2 separate regions of the Homo sapiens genome follow, and region 2 is linked to region 1. The links are chromatin contacts, found by Hi-C in ENCODE. All regions are on one chromosome and are shown on one strand. Each heading gives the region's core, a stretch centred on a gene start or an enhancer-like site at or near the end of the contact. The rest is flanking DNA. Distances are from core to core; before and after follow the strand shown.

Evidence for each region. Hi-C counts contacts between places; a loop is a spot of excess contacts on that map. Pooled maps may share reads with other maps.
Region 2: a loop to region 1 is called in a pooled map, with 2.5 times the contacts of the local background. The contact joins the promoter of ELP4 here to the promoter of IFTAP in region 1. A Hi-C loop is called at or near these places in 3 of 50 pooled maps.

Annotation. Positions count from the first base shown.
Region 1 is chr11:36,593,252-36,596,605 of GRCh38, reverse strand. It overlaps IFTAP (intraflagellar transport associated protein), which reads right to left and starts at 2,104. Exons shown (of 6, transcript NM_138787.4): 1 at 2,014-2,104. It overlaps RAG2 (recombination activating 2), which reads left to right. Exons shown (of 2, transcript NM_000536.4): 2 at 2,411-3,354. The coding sequence starts at 2,438. RefSeq lists an enhancer at 2,058-2,197.
Region 2 is chr11:31,508,044-31,511,303 of GRCh38, reverse strand. ELP4 (elongator acetyltransferase complex subunit 4) reads right to left here and starts at 1,537. Exons shown (of 10, transcript NM_019040.5): 1 at 1,297-1,537. The coding sequence starts at 1,519. It overlaps IMMP1L (inner mitochondrial membrane peptidase subunit 1), which reads left to right and starts at 1,682. Exons shown (of 6, transcript NM_001304274.2): 1 at 1,682-1,785. RefSeq lists enhancers at 1,233-1,522, 655-1,544.

The sequences.
Region 1 (3,354 bases), core at 855-3,354:
TCACCTACAGTTTTCTGAAGTGAGGGTCAATAATGTCTCCTTTTAGTTTCTATGAATAGCATTTTTCATAGTTGCTCAGATGCCTTCCCTCATGTAGGCTTGGGTAGGCCATGATATAAATAAAACACTGCCTAGATTATTTTATAAGCAGGGCAGTTTGCTGAATATACAACTGAGGGAGACAGGCTTGTTTTCATAACTTTGATAATAATCCTTCTGAGACACCATTTCCTCACCTGCTTTAATAACCCACCAGATAATTGTTGAAAGATCACCCCCTTACGAGTCTCCCAAGTAGACTGAAAATAATAACTACAAGAGATTATTTAGCAGTAAATTACAGCTGATCTACAGAAGTTCTTTAAAGCAAAAAAAAAAAAAAACAAAAAAAAAACACTACCATCTCATTAGAGTGACCAGAGATTCTAAATAGTCCAAGGAATCTTTGCAGGAGGAATAAAGATAAATTAGATAAATTATAGTATCAATTAACATTTATTGAGTGTTTATGTGCCAGGCACTGTTCTATGTGATTTACACGTGCTATCCCATTTATTTCTCAAAACAGCCCAGTGAATATATACCAAGATTATCCCCAGTTAGACAAAGGGTGACAAGAAGAATAAAATATTAACTATCTTCTGTTAATAAATTAACTACTACCAGCACCCTCATCATATATGTTTATCCAATTCTTTTAGTTCAAATGTTTATCTGTCTATACCCACTGACCTGATTCCCATATCCTAAAGCCCCTTCTCATCCTCTCCAACCTTATCAACTGCCATTACTGGCAGGTGCGTATGCACTAGACCTTATTTTTGGTAAATTTTAAAATAATCATAACTATCGTCTACTATATGCAAATCCCTGTTCTAAGTACTTTACGTATATTCAACTATTAATCATAACTGACATCAATATATGAGGTTGGTAAAATTATTATCTCAGTTTTCAGATGAGGAAACTGAGGCACACAGAGGTTACATAACTTGCCCAAAGTCATGTAGTTAGTGGCAGAGCCAGGATTTGAATCCAGCCAGTAAGCATTCAGAGTCCACACTCAGCCATTGTTTATACTGCTTTTGAAGCATATTAAGAATTAACTCTTAAAAGTCAAGAAATCTGTGCTATGTTTTGTTTCCTTTAACATTTGGTGCACAGGACATCACACTGCAAACACGGAGTGTATTCCACAACTCTCTAAGGTAAACAATAATAAAATAGAAATTTATCAAGCTTCCTTCATCTAGTAAATATTCTTTTTGTTGTAACACAAGTATGAAATTCTGAATAATTCAAACACTTCTATGCTTAGTCCCTGCTTACTTACTACAGAATTATTAAAGAATTACCCAAAAGTTCTTGGACTGGAAAGATGTGAAAAAGCCACTAACTCTATTTTCCTAGAATGAAGATGAAAAGAAGATGTGTTTAGGAACCTTCTCTGCTTCCCTAAAAGAACCCTAAAAACAGGAGTAAAAACAGTGAAGAAAACAAAGGACCTTCAAAGTGCACTCGTTAAAACCTAATAACTGTATTTCTATTACTAAATGTAGAAGTGGTAAACATCTTTAACAGGCAATGTCTCCCCTGCACTCTAGGGATTCAAAGATCCATCTTTCGGTTCTGTAAGACAGTCACGGCTTTTGTAACCTCGGTGCCCCCTTCAACCTCCCGCCCCAAGCACCTCCAGGGTCGTCAGGGGTGTAGTTTTGAGTCGCGCTCCTAAGCATCCAGACAGGCAGGACACCGTAACGACATCTCTGCCGGGAGTCCCTTCAGACTGCGGTCTCCAGGTAACCGCACTCCAACAGAAGCAGTTGTGCTTCCTATCGGGTCACCTGTTCAAAAGTCCCCAGGAGAGGCTCCAGCAATACCAGGGTAGCGGTTTGCCCGACACCGCTCCGGGCGCTGCAGCCTTCCGGCAACCCGGACGTTGGGTCGGTGTCAGCCACTCTCACCTCCCATTCCCTAGTTTTCCTCCTTTGCTCCCGTCTAGTCACTTCGCACCTTCGGCTAGTCTTTATTCACAGACACATTCCAGGAGTCCCCTCTCCCAGAGCAACAAAGACAGATTTCCAAAGCTACACATCCCAGAGAGAACGGATTCTTGGGAAATGTGGTTCTTTCAGCTGACGCATGGTGACTCTTTACGGAAAAGGACTACAATTCCCAGAAATCCTAGGGAGCATATAGTCCGTGGCTAAAACATGTCCCAGCTCCTTGGATGGAATGGCAGTAAAGGTTCTGTGGCTCTTTACTGACCTAACTCCTTGGATTTTCCTCATTCAGTCCCACTGCAAGCGTGTGGGAGGACTTAAAAAAATGCTATTCACATGTGAAGGAATCTAAATACGATGATTATATGAAGCGATCTCTAAGTCATTTTATTTTATAATTCTTTCAGACAAAAATCTACGTACCATCAGAAACTATGTCTCTGCAGATGGTAACAGTCAGTAATAACATAGCCTTAATTCAGCCAGGCTTCTCACTGATGAATTTTGATGGACAAGTTTTCTTCTTTGGACAAAAAGGCTGGCCCAAAAGATCCTGCCCCACTGGAGTTTTCCATCTGGATGTAAAGCATAACCATGTCAAACTGAAGCCTACAATTTTCTCTAAGGATTCCTGCTACCTCCCTCCTCTTCGCTACCCAGCCACTTGCACATTCAAAGGCAGCTTGGAGTCTGAAAAGCATCAATACATCATCCATGGAGGGAAAACACCAAACAATGAGGTTTCAGATAAGATTTATGTCATGTCTATTGTTTGCAAGAACAACAAAAAGGTTACTTTTCGCTGCACAGAGAAAGACTTGGTAGGAGATGTTCCTGAAGCCAGATATGGTCATTCCATTAATGTGGTGTACAGCCGAGGGAAAAGTATGGGTGTTCTCTTTGGAGGACGCTCATACATGCCTTCTACCCACAGAACCACAGAAAAATGGAATAGTGTAGCTGACTGCCTGCCCTGTGTTTTCCTGGTGGATTTTGAATTTGGGTGTGCTACATCATACATTCTTCCAGAACTTCAGGATGGGCTATCTTTTCATGTCTCTATTGCCAAAAATGACACCATCTATATTTTAGGAGGACATTCACTTGCCAATAATATCCGGCCTGCCAACCTGTACAGAATAAGGGTTGATCTTCCCCTGGGTAGCCCAGCTGTGAATTGCACAGTCTTGCCAGGAGGAATCTCTGTCTCCAGTGCAATCCTGACTCAAACTAACAATGATGAATTTGTTATTGTTGGTGGCTATCAGCTTGAAAATCAAAAAAGAATGATCTGCAACATCATCTCTTTAGAGGACAACAAGATAGAAATTCGTGAGATGGAGACCCCAGA
Region 2 (3,260 bases), core at 288-2,787, 5.1 Mb after region 1:
CCAAACTTAAAGTTCAAATGTAAGAGGATATCAACTGAGGCTCACAAGGGAAAAACGGTGGACTATATATTTGCTAACTAGATATTTTGAATCACTTCTATTTACAGTACCATGCAACTCAGGAGGAAAATATATTTGAAACAATTAAGTGAAAAATACTTAAACTTATCTAGAAATAACCGGAAAATGAAATGAGAGAATCAAGAAGCCATACTCTTTCTCATAGGTTGCTGGTCTTCTTACTTTCTCTGCACTAAACCTATGAAAAGCCTACTTTGAGGGGAAAATAACCGAAAGAAATGTCAAACGAAGTACAAGAACAAGCAATGAGTTATATTTTATGAAAGTGTACAAGATTTAACAGACACATATCACACACTATGAAAAAAGTTATGTAAACACAGACGGGGTTTTAATGAAACAGCATTCAGAAATTAATCTAGAAGCTTTATTAACACAGCAAATCTGTCCTACCAACTTAATCTGGTCATTCCTTTGAATATAACAGTTATGAAACAAGCATATTCTTCAGCAGGCTTCTCATAAAAAATTCCAGAGATTTTAAAGGAAAGCCTAAGAACTAGACTTTTCTCGTTAAAATGTGAGTTAAATTTAAAGATGTCGTATGGAATGTAGCAGCAATCAATACTGGGAAGCAAAATGTATATAGAAAAAATAAAAAATATATACACAGATTTAACGCAGACACTATCTAAATATCAACGACAGGCTCAAAATACTTTATAAGGATTATGTGTCAACATAAGCCTTTAACATTCGCTCTCTTAAAGCCAAAATGTTTTAAGATTTAGAACCAGAGAACAGGCAGTCTGACGGTCAAAGAGGGGAAATCATTTTTTTCCAGCATCTTCTAATGAAGTCTGTCTCTCACAATTATAAAAACTTTTGCAGGCTGGTCTAAACCGTGAGCTGCCTGGAGAAAGCAGAAGGGAGGTATCCTGAATGAAAGCCAAACCATCTCCATAAATTAATGTCTTCCCTTGACTAGAAAGCATTTCAGGGTAAAAAGCATGTACGAATTCCTCCGTAATATGAAAAGGGGTTGGAGGGCAGGGAATGAAATAGAGAGCGAGGGCACTAAAACATGTTTAGTTAACAGCGCTCAGAAGTCTCCACACAACCCGTATTCCCCTCCATCTCAATCAGACCAGGCTATTCTCTCCTCCTCCGAAGGTTTAGGGGTCAGAAAGAGATGTGGGGTCAAAGTGGCTTCCCCGACAGGTCCCCTCCCTAAGTTTCCCCTCGGCTGAGCCCAGATCTCCGCTCTGAACCGACCTAAGAGCTGGTCTAGGGCTGGGAGCCCGGTTGATACCAGCAGCTGTCCATTCCGCACCGACGGTCGCGTGCCCGCAATGGACACCAGTCGAGGGCCGCTGTCGTTGGTCACGCTGGCTCTAGGACCCCTCCTCTGGAAACTGGTGACGTTGCTCTTGCTGGCTGTCGCCACTGCAGACCCAGTACTCGCGGCAACACTACCGCAGGTTGCCACTGCCGCCATCTTAGAGCCTCCAGTGTTAACCCAATAGGAACTCTGGGAACGCAAACACCCGTCCTATCAGAACCAGTGCCAAACTCCCGCCTCCTCGCCCCAACCGCGGCTCTCGTAACCAATAGGACTGAGACGTCAGTCCCGAGCCAACCAATCGGAAGGCGTATTGCTGAAAAGTGCGCCCTACGAAAGGACGGTCGACTTCGGCGGGGCCCAGGTGAGAAAGGCCCACCTGTGTCCTGGTTGAGGGTCTCCAGGGTTCTTTGGGGCCCGAGGTAGGTAATATCACGTAACGTTCTTCTCCTTTTGAGTGCCTTCATTCACATTGAGTTAAAGAAAAGGTTGGTGAAACAATAAACCCTTAGGGCTTATCAAGCAATTGCTAGCACCTTTCTCCGCTGTGTGTGAGGATAGACTTTTTTCCTGCTCATTTATCTTCTGATTTCTGATAGAAAATTCACTCCGCCTTCCCCACGATGTCTTTTTCTTAATTTTGTGTTATATGGAAAGGATGGGATCTCTTACCTTAATGAGTTGGTTGCTGAGCGTCTGGGCTTAGTTCGTTAGTGCCTAGTGGTAGGTGGTTTGGAATTAAACCTTAGAGCGAAAACTCTTGAACTTTGAGGCTATCTGGTTTTCCTGTGTCTGACAAACTATAGCTCTCTGACAAGTTCCGATAAGAAGCTTTTGTTAATTTTAATTAGTGTTTCTGGAAGTCTTGGATGTCTTTCCTAAGCGGTGTAAATGACAAGTGTTACTCTGACAACCTTGTTCACACATTTAATTGTCGTTTGCTGTTAAAGCAGCTGCAAATAACAGAAAATACTTAGGGTTTCTTTCCCCCAAAAAACTGCTAGGAAGAATTAGAAGTATACCTACTTTATTTTATGAACCCTGAATCGAGAGTTTATTACTAAAATACCAATTTTATGTGTGGAAAAAACATGTATTTTGAGTTGTATTTTTGTATTTAATTTTTTTTTCAAAACTGAGCAGGGACAGTGGGTAACTGATGTTTAAAGGCAATCATGATTGACAAATGTCTAAATTGAAAAGGACTCCCAAATCATTACCGCACTACTGAGTTATTGACTTTGACAGTGATCTGTGATACCTTTTAATTAGAGCCAAACCTCATTGAAATTCTTGCCATCGAATTGTTTTAAATCTCACTGACCTGTTGAAATTTTTGGGCTGATTCTGTTTGATAAATTGAAATTAGTATTGCTAAATAGTGACTGGAGTTTTTCATTTGGGGAGGATTTTTGTTTGTTTGCTTGTTTTTTAGAATCATGTTTAGGAAAAAACCCTGTTTCACAATATATCAACTGGAAAGCTTTGATCAAGGTTGCTTTCATATTGAATCTTTAAGTTACTCAATAAATAGCTGTTGAGTGATTACTGTCTGTTTGGACTTAATCTTGTCATTTTAGACCTATGGTAATAAAAATGGTCTCACCTGGAGGAGATAAAATTAACACATAGAAAACAACATAGTACTTAAAATGAACACATTAAATAGCATGTGCTAATTTTATCCTGTAGTAAATAAGCACTAGGAAGACCAAAAGAAAAAGTGACAAAGCAGTCCAATATCAGATAGAAACGTCTTGAATTTTTTTTTTCTTCAACTTTTGTTTTAGGTTCTGGGCTTCATGTGCAGGTTTGTTACATAGGTAAACGTGTGCTGTGGTGGTTTGCTGCACAGATCAACCCACCACCTCGGTATTAAGCCCAGCATCCATTAGCT